Regions from separate parts of the Homo sapiens genome. Here region 2 is linked to region 1. The links are chromatin loops, found by intact Hi-C in ENCODE. Cell type or tissue: CD4-positive, alpha-beta T cell. All regions are shown on one strand.

Region 1 (8,000 bases):
CGGGGCTGAGGCAGGAGAATTGTATGAACCCAGGAGGTGAAGGTTGCAATGAGCCGAAATCGAGCCACTGCACTCCAGCCTGTGTGACAGAGTGAGATTCTCTCTCTCTCAAAAAAAAAAGACAATTCAAACATTCATCAGCCAATGATTGGATGACCAAATTTTTATAAATTCATACAAAGGGACACTGACGTTAAAAAATGTGTATCTCAGAAACATCATGTGAAGCAAAAAAGCCAGACAAAAAGAGTTCGTATTATATGAAACTCTACAAAAGGCAAATCTGTAGTATGGAAAACAGATCAATGGTTTCCTGAGGCCAGAAGTGGGGTGACTGACTGCAAAGTGGAGCATGGGAGAACCATTTATTTAGTCATAGTCTCTTTTTTTTTTTTTTTTTGAGACGGAGTCTCGCTCTGTCACCCAGGCTGTAGTGCAGTGGCATGATCTTGGCTCACTGCAACTTCTGCTTCCTGGGTTCAAGCCATTCTCCTGCTTCAGCCTCCCGAGTAGCAGGGACTACCAGCATGTGCCACCACACGCGGCTAATTTTTGTATTTTTAGTAGAGACAGGTTTCACCATGTTGGCCAGGCTTGTCTCAAACTCCTGACCTCCAGTGATTCGCCCACCTTGGCTTCCCAAAGTGCTGGGATTACAGGTGTGAGCCACAGCACCCGGCCCATAGTCTCTCTTCTGTTTTGTTTTTTATTATCTTAGGTAGCCTGCCTTTTGTCATCTATTAATTAGCAAGCTCACTAAACTTCCTAAAACTTCAGTTTTCATAAAAGCCAGTTTATGCTTGTCCACCTGTAAGTTGATGGCATGGAATGGTTGATTGCACATCCTGAAGACAGATATTTTATTTTACATGTTTCCTTAATGGATTTAGAAATTTGTTCCTTTTTTCTGTTTGGTTCTTTAAGTATGAGCAAGAAACATGTATTATTGTTTGCTAATCAGTTAGTTACTTGGGTTAGAAGTTGATGTTTATCAAAAAGTTACTTGGTTTTTTTAAAGACCAAACCCATTGAATTGAACAAGTCTTTATGGAATGCATGGTATGTGCTAGCCACTGTCCTAGGTGCTGAAGATATAGGCCTGTTTAATGTGGGATAGAGCTAAGTAAACAGGCATTTATGATACAATGTGATGCATAAGTACAAGTTAGGATCATTTGGGAACACCCAGCATTGGCACTTAGTCTGGATTAAGTGGGATAAAAAGATGATTTCCAAAGGAAGCAACATCTAAATTGAACCCCATGATGGGAGGGGATGGAGTGAGAATAGAGGGAACTGTACATGCTAAGCCCTAGAGGCTAGAAATAGCATGGTATGTTTGGGAACTCCAAGAAGTTCAGTATGACAGATTTGTTGAGCCAGTAAACAAAAACTGGCAACTCATTACTCTGGACTTCTCATTACATGAGAAAAACTAACCTTTTATTTGTAAAGCCACTCTAGTAAGGTTTTCTGTTACCTGAACAAATCTTTAACCAGCACAGCAAGACAATAGTATATTTAAGCAGCCCGTGTCTAGAAAGAATTTTAAGAGGCCAGGTGTGGTGGTTCACACCTGTAATCCCAGGCTGAGGTGGGCAGATCACCTGAGGTCAAGAGTTCGAGACCAGCCTGACCAACATGGAGAAACCCCATCTCTACTAAAACTACAAAATTAGCCAGGCGTGGTGGCGCATGCCTGTAATCCCAGCTACTTGGGAGGCTGAGGCAGGAGAATGGCTTGAACCCAGGAGGCGGAGGTTGCAGTGAGCCAAGATCGCGCCATTGCACTCCAGCCTGGGCAACAAGAGTGAAACTCCATCTCAAAAAAAAAAAAAAATTTTTTTTAGAAATAGCAAGGCATAGTGGTGTGCCTATAGTCCTAGCTACTAGGGAGGCTAAGGCAGTAGGATCGCTTGAGCTCAGGAGTTGAAGGCTGCAGTGAGCTATGATCACACCACTTCACTCCAGCCTGAGTAACAGAGTGAGACTCTGTCTCTAAAAATAAATAAATGGCCTTTGGGAGGCCTAAGTGGGTGGATCACCTGAGGTCAGGAGTTTGAGACCAGCCTGGCCAACATGGTGAAACCGTGTCTCTACGAAAAATACAAAAATTAGCTGGGCATGGTGGTGCATGTCTGTAATCCCAGCTACTTGGGAGGCTCAGACATGAGATCGCTTGAACCTGGGAGGTGGATGCTGCAGTGAGCTGAGATAGTACCACTGCACTCCAGCCTGGTCAACAGAGTGAGACTCTGTCTCCAAAAAATGAATGAATGAAAAGATAAATTGAAACAAAAGGGTGGATCACATAACTTAGGGACTAAAGAAATGAAAATTCTAAAATGGAAATAACTAGCTTTCAGGGATAGACCAGAAACAGAGGGCTTGCAAAGGAATCCAAAAAAGGACAGAGAGAGAAGATAAATCAGAAAAGTGATGTCACAGAATGTCCACGTTTCAAGAAGGAAGATATGATCAACAGTGTCACATGTTCCCAAATTAAGACAAAGACTGAAGAGTCCATTTAGTCCTGGGCAACATAGTGAGACTCATCTCTGCTAAAAATTGTTAAAAATTAGCTGAGTGTGGTGGTGTGCCTATAGTCCAAGCTAATTGGTAGGCTGAGGTAGGAAGATCACTTGAGTGCAAGAGTTTGCCAAGAACTTTTTTCAGAAAGAGAGAAGAGGGAGCATATGTTAGAGGGGACTTTATCATGCTCTTAACATGGTAATAGTTGATTAAAAAAAGTTTCCACATGTTTGATAACCTTATATTATTATTGTTTGAGACCAACAGCAGTGTAAAAGATTTGTTCAGTGTCACATATAAATGAAAATACTTGTTAATTTCATGTTTTATGAGTTTTCAAGGGACCCAGTCTTAGTAAAACACCGCTAGGAACATTGTTTTTCTCTAAAGCCTGAAGGTATTTTTTCCCCTCCCCTCCCCCATCCTCTCCCCTTCCCTCCCCCATGCTCTCCCCTTCCCTCCCCCACCCCCTCCCCTCCCCATCCTCTCCCCTTCCCTCCCCCACCCCTCCCCTCCACTCCCCCTCCATTCCCCCTTCCCTCCCCCCTCCACTCCCCTCCCCATCCTCTCCCCCTCCTCCCCTCCCCTTCCCAAGACAGGATCTGCCTGTATTGCCTAGGCTGCTCTCAAACTCTTGGTCTCAAGCCATCCTTATGCCTCAGCCTGCTGGGATTACAGGCATGAGCCACCATACCTGAAGTTTAAGATACTGTTTGTCTTATTTTCTGTTAGGTTAGATTTTATGCACATAAGAACTAGGTATTGAGATAATGATGCTTCTTTGCCAACAATGAAGAGTAGTAAGGATGTTAATTTTTCAATACAATGGAATAATTTTGCTTGCTTGTTTGTTCGTTCATTTGTTTGTTTGTTTGAGACAGGGTCTTGTTATGTGGCCCAGACTGGTCTTGAACTCCTGGGTTGATGCAGTCCTCCTGTCTGAGTCTCTCGAGTAGCTAGGATTACAGGTGTGTGCCACCTCACTCAGCACAACTCAGTTCTTTTGGTGGAACTCTTTTAAAAATGTCATTAAGGTCTCAGCTTTCCTGAACCTTTAAAAGGAAGTATTACTTTATTTATTTATTTTTTTATTTATTTTGAGACGGAGTTTCGCTCTTGTTGCCCAGGCTGGAGTGCAATGGTGCCATCTTGGCTCACCACAACCTCCACCTTCCAGGTTCAAGCGATTCTCCTTCCTCAGCCTCCCAAGTAGCTGAGACTACAGGCGCCCGCCACCACGCCTGGCTAATTTCTTATATTTTTATTAGCGACAGGGTTTCACCATGTTGACCAGGCTGGTCTCAAACTCCTGACCTCAGGGGATCCACCCGCTGCAGCCTCCAAAAGTGCTGGGATTACAGGCCTGAGCCACCTCGCCTGGCGGGGATTACTAATTTTGAAAATGTGGTAATAATGATATGGTTATTTAAAAATAATTATAGTTAATATCATAATGGTATTATGGTTATTTTCAAAGAGGTAATAATGGTATTATGGCAATTTTATCTTTTAGAGATACACACTGAAGTATTTATGGATGAAATAATGATATCTAGAATTTGCTTTAAAATGATCCATTGGAGAAGAAAAAAAGTCTTGTTCATTTATTTATAATTGTTTAAGTGAGGTGATGAGGTCATGAGGTTTTATTGTACTAGTCTGTCCTTTTGTTTGTTTTTTTAAAAAATGGTTTAGTGTCACCATTTTGCTGGGTAGAAGTTTTTCTATTTGTAGTTCAAGAAGTTCAGTGTGGAATGAGTGGTTTAATAATCTATATAGGATTGCCAGAAACACATTCATTGTTACCTTTTTATTTAATTACCAGTTTGCAAATGTTCACATAGAGAAAACAGTTCCTTTAGAAGTCTTCAGACTTCTAAACTTGTTTTTTATTGCTTGTGTTTGCTGGTGTTCCATTTGATTGTACTTAAAAATCACCAACATTTTATTCAGATACTCTAGTTTGCTTATTGATCATTTTTAGCAATTGGCTGGCTAGCCCTCAAATAAGGTGTCAGAATTTTTCTTTAAGTAAGACATGATCACCATCTGCTGGTGAATAGTGATAACTTTGGCTTGGGTATTGCTTTATGATATATAAAGTACATCATATACATTTTCTAATTTATTGAAATAACTAGAAACTATAATGAGCTCATTTCGTTCTGCTTTATGACAAAATCTCAGGAAACTATAAGATGACATAGTATGCTACTCATCTAGGTACCTCTGCTTGTCAAATGAATGTTAACTGAAAAAAGGTATGAGCTGATCACTTATTAGCAAGGAGTAAAGACAAAATATAAATTTCACAAAGAAATGGAGTTCTTACAGTATAAGTTTATAGTTCTGCAGAATTTTCTATAAAAGAAACATCTAACTGATGTTGTAACACCTAAAATTATGGTTTTGAATCATAAAGGAATCTTCTAATATGCTGTTGAAGGTTTTTTCCCCGTTTTTGTTTGTTTGTTTTTAGTGATACAGGGTCTCACTTTGGCACCCAGGCTGAAGTGCAGTTGGTGCAATCACTCACTACAGCCTTGAAGTCCTGGGCTCCAGCAGTCCTCCTCCCTCAGCAACCCAAGTAGCTAAGGAGGACTACAAGCACATGCTACCATGCCCAGCGTCTTTTTTGAGTGTTAATCCCAGCACTTTGGAAGGCTGAGCCCAGAGGATCACTTGAGTCCAGGAGATCAAGACTAGCCTGGGCAATAGTAAGGAAACCTGGACTCTACAGAAAAATTTAAAAATTAGTCAAGCATGGTGGGACATGCCTGTGGTCCCAGTTACATGAGAAAGCTGAGTAGGAGGATTGCTTGAGCCTAGGAGTTTGAGGCTGCAGTCAGTGAGCCCCGATCGTGCCACTGCACTTCAGCCTAGACAACAGAGCAAGACTCTGTGTTTAAACAAACAAACAAACAAAGAAACAGGGTCTCACTATTTCCCAGGCTGATGTTAAACTTCTGGCTTCCAGCTATCCTCCTTCCTCAGCCTCCCAAAGCATTGGGATTACAGGTGTGAACCACCGGACCTGGCCCTGCTCAAGTTTTAAATACCTATGGAATATACATGATGAGCATAGAAGCCTGGCGTTTTATAGAGGTCTGATACTAGAATATGCCTGTGTAAGTATTTCTTTAATTAAACATATGGACTTGGTTATTTACTCCTATATACAGATGTCCATGGGAGCATTCTCCTTTCCCTTTCCTCCCCTTAAAAGGGAGAGAAAAGCGGGGAAAAGACAACAATGAGCCCTCTTCGGTTAGTGATATCACCTGTTCGCTCCCACAGTGCTCTGAACAACCCAGAGTCATCTTTGCCATCTTTTTCATCTCTTCTGTATCACTTCCTGCATATTAATATATTCATTCAGATAATTTCTCTTTCACACCTACAGGGAACTCTCTTCAGTTTGTGTTTTGGGTTTTTTTTTTTTTTGAGATGGAGTCTCGCTGTTGTCCCCCAGGCTGGAATGCAAAGGTGCAATCTTGGCTCACTGCAACCTCTGCCTCCCGGGTTCAAGAGATTCTCCTGTCTCAGCCTCCTGAGTAGCTGGGATTACAGGTGCCCACGACCATGCCCAGCTAGTTTTTTTGTATTTTTAGTAGAAACAGGGTTTCACGGCCGGGCGCAGTGGCTCACGCCTGTAATCCCAGCACTTTGGGAGGCTGAGTTGGGCAGATCATGAGGTCAGGATTCGAGACCAGCCTGGCCAACATAGTGAAACCTCATCTGTACTAAAAATACAAAAAATTATACTGGCATGGTGGCGGGCGCCTGTAATCCTAGCTACTCGGGAGGCTGAGGCAGGAGAATCACTGGAACCCGGGAAGCAGAGGTTGCAGCAAGCCGAGATCATGCCATTGCACACCAGCCTGGGGTGACAGTGCAAGAGTCCGTCTCAAAAAAAAAAGAAAAAAAAGAAAGAAGCAGGGTTTCACCATGTTGGCCAGGCTGGTCTTGAACTCCTGACCTCAGGTGATCTGCCTGCCTCTGCCTTCCAAAGTACTGGGATTACAGGCGTGAGCCACTGCAGCATCTGGCCTAGGAACTCTCTTTTCTTTATTTTATTTATTTATTTATTTATTTATTTATTTATTTATTTATTTATTTTTTGAGACAGAGTCTCGCTCTGTGGCCAGGCTGGAGTGCAGTGATGCAATCTCAGTTCACTGCAACCTCCACCTCCTGGGTTCAAGTGATTCTCCTGCCTCAGCCTCCCGAGTAGCTGGGACTACAGGTGCACACCACCATGCCTGGCTAATTTTTGTATTTTTTAGCTGGTCTCGAACTCCTGACCTCGTGATCTGCCTGCCCTGGCCTCCCAAAGTGCTGGGATTACAGGCGTGAGCTACCACGCCCAACCTGGAACTCTCTTTTCTAGCTGTCTGCAGAAATATTTTACATTGCTTACTCCCCCTCTCCCTGTTGCTTTCATTCTCTTTTTATTTTCTTGTCCCTGTTCCAGTTCATCAAATAATTGAGTGTCTACCATTAAGTAGGAACTGTGCTTGGTGCTGGGAATACAGTGATGAAAAAGGCAGGTGGCTGTGCTTATGGAGCTTACATCTAAGGGTGAGAGAGAAAGAAGAAGAGATAGAAGATAGATAATTAGGAATTGAGACTTAAAGATAATTAGGACTAAAGAAGTTAAAGAGCTTACCTTTATTTTCTTTCTCCTTTCCTGGTTTTACTTAGTTCATGTGTTCTGTATTCTTTTTTGTTGTTGTTGTCGATATTACACTGATAAGAACCGATACTACACTTGATCTTGGCCAGAAATCTAAGCAATTGTTTTCTCTTAATTATCAGCATTTGGGATAAATTTAAAACACTTTTTTAGCCAGTGTACTTGCCTTTTCTGCTTTAAATATTAAAATTACAAGATAATTTTTCCTATTCTAGTGAACATTATTGATAAAATTAGTTTTTGAGGGGTAACTGGGCAGTTTACAGCTTTGTGTGGGTTTCAGTGGGATAGAGCCGCTTTGTAGGTTAGGCATTGTCTATGATAGCATATTACATTTTGAGTAACAACACTTGCTTTTGAATTTTTAAAAATTATCACACCACTAAAGAGAAAAGTATAATTTAATTTTAAATTAATTTTTCTCTAGGAAGAGACATTAAATATAAAGGAATAAGATTTTGACAGGTAAGGTTAAGTTAGATTTAGAGGACCAGATTTAGATTTTTTTCCTCCAAGAACGAGTGTTTGCCCCCATTGAGCATATATACTATAGCAGACTCTGCTTTTTGTATTTAAAATTTTCCGAAATCAGTTTGGAAGTGGAATGGCTGCTTCAAAAATTTTGACTGTAAGAATAGATTGGGAAATAGTGTGGTGGTTGTGCAGTGCTGGGCATGTAATTGGCGCCACTGATTGTACACTAAAAAAAAAAATGATTAAAATGGCAAATTTCACAGTAAATATATTTTACCACCGTTAAATAAATAATGTA
Region 2 (8,000 bases), 270 kb before region 1:
AAGAATAGGGGGAGAAGGGACACAAGACCCCAGAAGTTTGCCAATGTATAAATCCCCAAGTCAAAAGGTTAAACAGTGCACTTGGCTTGGCTTTCAAGTCATTGGCTTGACCCTCTTCCAAGTGTACTTTCTTTTTTTTTTTTTTTTTTTTTTGCAACAGAGTTTCGCTCTGTCACCCAGGCTGGAGTACAGTGGCACGATCTCGGCTCACTGCAACCTCTGCCTCCTAGGTTCAGGCGATTATCCTGCCTCAGCCTCCCGAGTAGCTGGGATTACAGGCACATGCCACCACACCCGGTTGATTTTTGTGTTTTTATTAGAGACTGGGTTTCACTATGTTGGCCAGGTTGGTCTTGAACTCCTAACCTCACGTGATCTACCCGCTTCAGCCTCCCAAAGTGCTGGGATTACAGGCGTGAGCAACCACACTCAGCCCCAAGTGTACTTTCTTTCCTTTCCTGCTCTAAAGCTTTTAATAAACTTTCACTCCTGCTCTAAGACTTGTCTCGGTTTCTCCTTCTGCCTTATGTGCCTCAGTCGAATTCTTTCTGCTGAGGAGGCAAGAACTGAGGTTGCGGCAGACCCATACGGATTCGCTGCCGGTCACGCTCCTTGTATTAATTTTGTATTGCTGTTGTAACAGATGAACACAAACCTAGGGGCTTAAAGCAACAGACACTTATTACCTTATAATCCTGGAGGTCAGAAGTCCAACATGGGTCTCACCAGCGTAAAATCAAGGGGTCAGCAGGGCTGCCCTCCTTTCTGGAGGCTCTGGGGAGAATTCGTTCCTTGTCTTTTCTGGCTCCTAGAGGCTGCCCGCACTCTTTGGCTTGTAATCTTTTCCTCTGTGTTCAAAGCCAGGAACACCTTTTCATGCTGCCTCTCTGGTTCTCCCTCTTCCAGTTACATTGGGTACTGCTGGATAATTCAGGATAATCTTTCCATCTTAAGGTCAGCTGATTAGCAATCTTAACTCCATCTGCCCCCTTAATTTCCCTTTGCCATGTAACCTAACATTTACAGGTTCAGGAATTAGGAAGGTGGCATCTTTGGGGGCCATTATTGTGCCTATTACACTCATCCCTTTCAATTTTGTTTTTATATGCCATGGTATTTTTTTTCTTTCTTTTTTGAGATGAAGTCTCGCGATGTTGCCTAGGCCGGTCTCGAGCTCCAAGGCTCAAACCATCCTCCCACTTCAGCTTCCTCATTAGCTCAGACTGCAGGCGCCTGTTACATTGCTTTGGTGCCTTGTATTTTTGTTTTGTTTTTATTTTATTATTTTATTTTTTTGTTTGTTTTTGGTTTTGAAACGGAGTCTCACTCTGTCGCCCAGGCTGGAGTGCAGTGGTGCAATCTCAGCTCACTGCAACCTCTGCCTCCTAGGTTCAAGTGATTCTCCTGCCTCAGCCTCCCGAGTAGCTAGGATTACAGGCGTGAGCCATCACACCCAGCTAATTTTTGTATTTTTAGTAGAGACGGGGTTTCACCATGTTGGTCAGGCTGGTCTGGAACTCCTGACCTCAGGTGATCTGCCTGCCTCGGCCTCCCAAAGTGTTGGGATTATAGTCATGAGCCACTGCACCTGGCCTGTTTTGTTTTTTTTGAGTCAAGATCTCACTCTGTCACCCAGGCTGGAGTACAGTGGCATAATCACGGCTTGCTGTAGCCTCAACTTCCCAGGCTCAAAGGATTCTCCCACCTCAGCCTTCCCGAGTAGCTGGGACTACCGGCATGTGCCACCAAGTCCAGCTAATTTTTTTATTTCTTGTAGAGACAAGAAATATAATTTGGCTGGGCACAGTGGCTCACGCCTGTAATCCCAGCACTTTGGGAGGCCGAGGCAGGTGGATCATGAGGTCAGAAGATCGAGACCATCCTGGCTAACATCGTGAAACCCCGTCTCTACTAAAAATACAAAAAATTAGCCAGGTGTGGTGGCAGGCGCCTGTAGTCTTAGCTACTCGGGAGGTTGAGGCAGGAGAATGGCGTGAACCCAGGAGGCGGAGCTTGCAGTGAGCTGAGATTGTGCCACTGCACTCCAGCCTGGGCAACAGAGCGAGACTCTGTCTCAAAAAAAAAAAAAAAAAAAGAAATATAAGTTTCGTCACATTGTCCAGGCTGGTCTTGAACTCCTGGCCTCAAGTGATGCCCCTACCTCAGCCTCCAAAAGTGCTAGGATTACAGCCATGAGCCACCGTGCCTGGCCAGGATATAGTATATTTAATAAAATATATACCTATTAAAATTTTTCTGGCTGGGTATGGTGGGCTGTAATCCTAGCACTTTGGGAGGCCTGGGTAGGAGGATTGCTTGAGGCCACGAGTCTGACACCAAGATGGGTGACATAGTGAGAGGCCCCATCTCTACTAAAAAATATTTTTGCAACCTGGGCAGCATAAAGAGACCCCATCTCTACAAAAAATTTAAGTTAGCTGGGTGTGGTGGCATGCGCCTATGGTCCCAGCTACTCAAGAGGCTGAGGCAGGAGGATTGCTTGTGCCCAGGAGGTCAAGGCTGCAGTTAGCCGTGATCATTGCCACAGCACTCCAGCCTGGGCTACAGAGCAATGCGCTGTCTCAAAAAAACCCCCAAAATTATGATTTCATGTATCTGTATATTCTTTATACCTACACAGGTAGTAAACACAAACTTAAACGTTGGAATGAAAAAGCAAATTGAAGGAGCCATCTGGGTGGAGGGAGGGGAAAAAAGGAAGCGTACATGAGTACTTTATATTCATTAGGTCTTATTTCCCAAGCTTAGTAATGGCTACATGAATATTTATATATTCATCATCTAATATTTTTGAATAGATTAAGTACTTATAACAACAGAAAAGGAAAAGTGAGAAATGTTTTCTAGGAATAAATGCAAGCCTCAGCAAAAGTTCAGAGGCATGAAATAGCAAGATACATACATACATATATACTGATGATTCTCCAGCATGCCTGCACTCTCTCCCAAACTCCACCATAACTTCCAAATCTTTGCTCACCTCTTCCTAACCTCGCCCCCTTAAGTCCAGCCTCAGCCCCCGCGCTGACATTTTCGCCAGATCAGCCCCCTTCCCCTTTAGGATAGGCTCTCCTCTCATTGCAAGGTGCGCCTCTTATCGTGGGTGGCTCAATCCATGCATGTATGCCTGTCCCCAAAGAACTGCAAACTCTGGGAAGGTTGGACTCCCAGCCCCAGGCTCAGGGCTCCGGTTCAGGCGGGGCCCCCGCCGTCGCGGCTCCGGCCAGCAGAGGGCGCTGCCGGGCAGGCCCAGGCCTGGAGTGGCGGGGACCCTGGCCTCCCGCCAACACGCGAGCTTTCCGGCTCACAATTGTCAAATCCTCTCATCTTTCCAAGACACCCTCACCACATAGACAGCGTCGATGTTCTGTAGCTGGTTTACTAAAGGGGCTTGACTTAGCAGGGAAAAGCACTGAGCCGATCTCTTTCTTTCCTGCTCCTGCCCTTGCGAACTGATTCTGTGGACTCCTTTTTTGCTGTTTCTGGGGGAAATCTCGGCAGATCACTCGCTTTTCTCGGAGTCCTCCCCGGTTTACTGTCAGGTAATTCCAGCTTGTGTCTAAGTGCAGGCCATTATTCTGGCAAACGCTCCCCTCCTGAGGCTGCCTCTAACTGGGACACCTGCTGACTGGGGAGAGGACCGGCAGCCTCCCTGCGTCCTCACCCAGCTCTTCTGCTCCTCCTGCCCCTACACAGGCTGCCTCGGACTCTTCCTGGGTGGGGTGGGGGAGAAGCGGTAGGGGCAGCAACGTCTGAGGAGGACCTGAGTACTCTGGGCTTTTGGGAGCACTTTGACGGGCGTTATGAAAACCCTCACATCTCTCCTCAGTAGTACCCTTATAAAGAGGGGCTGTCTCCCCCAGGGCTGCTTATGAAACTGCCTTTGAAAAAACTATAACAGTGAGAAAATTAGGGCCGCAAAAGACATCTGATCTAACCAACCCTCATCTTGCCTTTAACCTCCAAACTGCCTTTGGTCACTCCTGGGTTTAGGCCAAGCTAACTTTGGAAGACATTTAGTTTATAGTTTAAATGATAGCAGCCCTTCTCCAAAACTCAACTGCCTTTGTAAAGCTAATGAAAGACCAACCAGGTCAGGAGGATGTTGAGCCTGAGTTCTGCTAAGGTGCAGACATAAACGATTGCCAACCATTATTCCAGAGGCAGAGGGAAGATATGCAACTTCCCCAATTACTCCTGCAGATAACATCACTATCGTAGAACCTAAGACTGGTACTTTGGGAGGCCAAGGCAGGCAATTGCTTGAGCTCAGGAGTTCAAGACCACTCTGGGCAACATGGCAAACCTTGTCTCTACAAAAAATACAAAAAAATTAGCTGGGCGTGGTGACATGTGTTGGTAGTCCCAGCTACTTGAGGGCGGAGGCAAGAGGATTGCTTGAGCCTGGGAGGTCAAGGCTGCAGTGGGCTGTGTTTGTGCCATTGCCCTCCAGCCTGGGTGACAAAGTGAGACCCTGTCTCAAAAAAAGATCTCAGGAGTTGGGTGAGTGGGCTTGAGCATTCACACCTACGAGGCAAAATGGCACAGCTTAACTTGTGTGTGACCTTCCTCTAGGAACACTTGACTGGTAAGAGAAAAATGCCTGAAATGAGCATGTGAACAATTTCAGTAAACATACTACACATGCGGGCCCCTCCCAAGTGCTGGCAGGCCACTGTGCATGTGGACAGCCCACACCAAGGAAATATCAAGGGAGGGGAGGCGCAAAACCCCGGAAGCATGCCAAGGTGTAAAGCTCCAAGTCCAATGTCAAACCGGACAAGGATCTCTCAAGTCACCTGCTTGGTCCTCTTCCAAGTGTACTTTACTTCCTTTTGTTCCTGCTCTAAAACTTTTTAATAAACTTTCACTCCTGCTCTAAAACTTGCCTTGGTCACTCCCTCTGCCTTATGCCCCTCCGACTAATTCTTTCCTCTGAGGAGGCAAGAATGGAGGTTACTACAGACCCGTACAGATTCACTACTGCTAACAATTTGAGAAATAACTCCGTCTCCTGTGCGGCATGGCTGGCCTTGTGGCAATTAAACTATATCTTTATTACAATGCTGCGTGGTCTCAGTGAATTGGTTTTGTCTGTGCAGTGGGCGGAAGAACCTACTGGGGGTTATACTCACTTACTGCCCCTCAGCTACTACAACCCTCCTCACACCTCCAGTCTCATTCTGCCGGAGTCCCCTCACCCCTAGATAGAAGCTCTCTTCCACCAGGTCCTTTTCAGGAAGATTTTTCTGCGGGGTCCACATGTGGGTCACAGGAAGCACACAGCTGGCAGTGCAGCCCCTTCCTAGCAGCCCCTCCACACCCTGCTAGGTGCCAGGCAGATTCCAGACCCCAGAGTCTCCACCTCCAAGACTCCCCAGATAGTTCTCCTAAAGCCTCGCTCACCTGGTTAGAGGTGAGGGAGAGCAGCGCCCTCTACTCCCTGTTTTGGGGTGTGGGCTGGGGAACAGGCTGAGGGAGCACGTTGACAACTCTGTCCAGAGAAATTTCCCCTCCAGCTTCTGGGGATGTCGCCTCTCTTTGTGGTCAGGAAGTAGGTGAAGAGGTGGGTTTTAACTCTGTTCTCCCTTCTGGGGAATCCTAGGTGGGTGGTCCAGCTTCACTTTAGGATCAGCAACTCTGGCCTTGTTTCTGCCTTTGGGGCCTCAGCTGAAATTCTGAGCCTACTGGAAAGTCTTCATTTACATTGTATTAGTTTCCAGACTTTCCCTAAGAGCTATTCAGGGTGTCTGTCACCTCGAGCCAGAAGAGACTTCCTCAGAGGATCCACCCAAGACAAAGCTGCCATCAGTTCCCTGAGTGAAACCCTTCCTTCTCTGTCAGCTGCATGTGGGCTGCACCACTTTGCCTCACCTTCCACCAGAAGAATCCTGCCCCTGCTTCTCCACTTGACCAACACCTTTTGGTCTTAGAAGACCCGAGTCAAAATGTCACCTGCTCCAGGAGGCCTTCCCTGACACCCCACGAGCTGGTTCAGGGGGCCCCTCCACTGTGCTTGTGCCAGCCCTGTCACGAAGGATTCTGTTGGCATTCCCTCTGTCTCAGTCTATCCCCTCACTTGATTCTGAGCTCTTTGCAAGCAAGGATGGTATTTGTTTTATTGAGTATGTTTAATTGTTTCATACGAAAAGCACACACAGGCTGGGTGCAGTGGCTCACACCTGTCATCCTAGCACTACTAACCTACTTTTGGTTTATCTGAATACCTCATTCTTTTTTAGCGATGACAGTTATTCCATAGCAAGAGACATCATCATTTTATCTAACCATTCTAATGAATGGATATTGAGTATATTCCTATTTTGTGGATAATACAAGCAACATTGCAACAAATATCTTACTACATAGTACACATGAGAGTATTTTGGTAGAAGAAAATGCCAGGGGTTGGGCTGCTGGAACATAGGGTGTGTGCATTTAAAAGTGTAACAGAGGCCAAGTGCGGTGGCTCACTCCTGTAATCCCAGCACTTTGGGAGGCCAAGGCAGGTGGATCACTTGTAATCCCAGCACTTTGGGAGGCCAAGGCAGGGATTACAGGTGTGAGCCACGGTGCCCAGCCCCTCTTCCCTTGTCTTTGTCAACCATGTGTGCAGTAAAGAAGCAGGCAACATGGCACCGGCCAGGTAGGGAAATCATTTGCATAATGAAAAATTAGGGTGGGGTGGCCAGCTTCTTCGCAAGCTATATAAATGGCACACCGGGTCTGACCAATCTTTTGTGCCCTATGTAAATCAGACACCACCTCCTCAAACTCGTCTAGAAAACCCCATGCATTTCACCACAGAACCAGAAGACCCACTCGGGAGCCTTTCTCTCTGCAGGAGAGAGAACTTTTCCCTTTCTCTTGCCTATTAAACTTCTCTCTTAAACTCACTCCTTGTGTGAGTCCGTGTCCTTGATTTCCTTGGCATGAGGCAATGAACCTCAGATATTTACCCCAGACAATGATGCTGCTTCAACACGAAGGTGGCCATGCCACGTAGGAGATGGAGTTATTACTCAAATCAATCTCGTTCAAAGCGCATAGGTTAGGGATTTTTCTTTTCTCTTTCTTCTATTTTTTTTTTTCTTTTTGAGATAGTCTCACTCTGTTGCCTAGGCTGCAGTGTAGCGGTGGGATCTTGGCTCACTGCAACCTCCGCCTCCCAGGTTCAAGCAATTCTCGTGCCTCAGGCTCCTGAGTAGCTGGGACTATAGACATGCGCCACCACGCCTGGCTAATTCTTGTATTTTTAATAGAGATGGGTTTTCACCATGTTGACAAGGCTGATCTGGAATTCCTGACCTCAAGTGATCCATCCCGCTTGGCCTCCCAAAGTGCTGGGATTACAGGAGTAAGCCACCGTGTCCAGCCATTATCATTTAAACTATGAACGAAATTTCTCCCAAAGTTAGCTTGGCATATGCCCAGGAATGAGCAAAGACAGTCAGCCTGTGACACCAGAAGCAAGATGGAGTCAGCCATGTCAGATTCCTCTCACTGTGATAATTTTGTGAAGGTGGTTTTTTTTACCAGGGGTCCTTGCTCACAGAGCTCCCAAGATGGTGGCGAGCTACTTCCAAGATGGTGGCAGGCCACTTCCAAGATGGTGGCAAGCCTTTCTTGGCCTCACGGATTCCAAGGAATGGAATCTTGGGCCATGCGGTGAGTGTTATAGCTCTAGTAGAAGCCGTGGGTCACGGAAGAGAACCGTGGAACCCAGTGACTAGTGTTCAGCTCGATTAGGATGAACCAAGGCACTTAGCTGTGCAGGAACAATGGCAAGCCTTTAGCACGATTGGGAGTGGCAACGGGAGTCTCGCTGGATCAGGAGCACAGAGGACACCCTGCCAGATCCGGAGGGATGGGAGTCAGTGGCAAACAGCAGTGGTGGATGGTGAGCGAAAGCTCAGCTCGAGCCGTAACAAACATGGACCAGAAGAGTGCAGTTGCAAGATTTAATAGAGTGAAATAGC

What was found. A loop is a pair of places that touch in the nucleus more often than their neighbours do. Peaks named below come from ENCODE experiments on the same cell type or tissue, not always from the same donor. Only the 100,000 strongest peaks of a DNase experiment are listed, where the experiment ranks them.
Region 2: it touches region 1 in a loop (22-fold over the local background); 22 of 110 quality-filtered maps call a loop at or near these places.

Annotation. Positions count from the first base shown.
Region 1 is chr11:77,773,225-77,781,224 of GRCh38, reverse strand. All of the region lies in intron 1 of RSF1 (remodeling and spacing factor 1), which reads left to right. It also overlaps the pseudogene LOC124902804. Among named protein-coding and RNA genes, the nearest start is that of RSF1-IT1, 38 kb to the right of the region's middle. RefSeq lists a silencer at 985-1,185. In CD4-positive, alpha-beta T cell, no CTCF peak of the experiment used is centred here; a DNase peak (open chromatin) is centred at 4,564.
Region 2 is chr11:78,041,624-78,049,623 of GRCh38, reverse strand. The region is part of intron 1 of NDUFC2-KCTD14 (NDUFC2-KCTD14 readthrough); the gene reads left to right. It also overlaps a transcript of KCTD14 not described here. Among named protein-coding and RNA genes, the nearest start is that of THRSP, 18 kb to the left of the region's middle. RefSeq lists a silencer at 3,146-3,385. In CD4-positive, alpha-beta T cell, CTCF peaks have their summits at 3,032 and 3,233 (motif pointing right); a DNase peak (open chromatin) is centred at 3,283; H3K4me3 peaks cover 372 bases.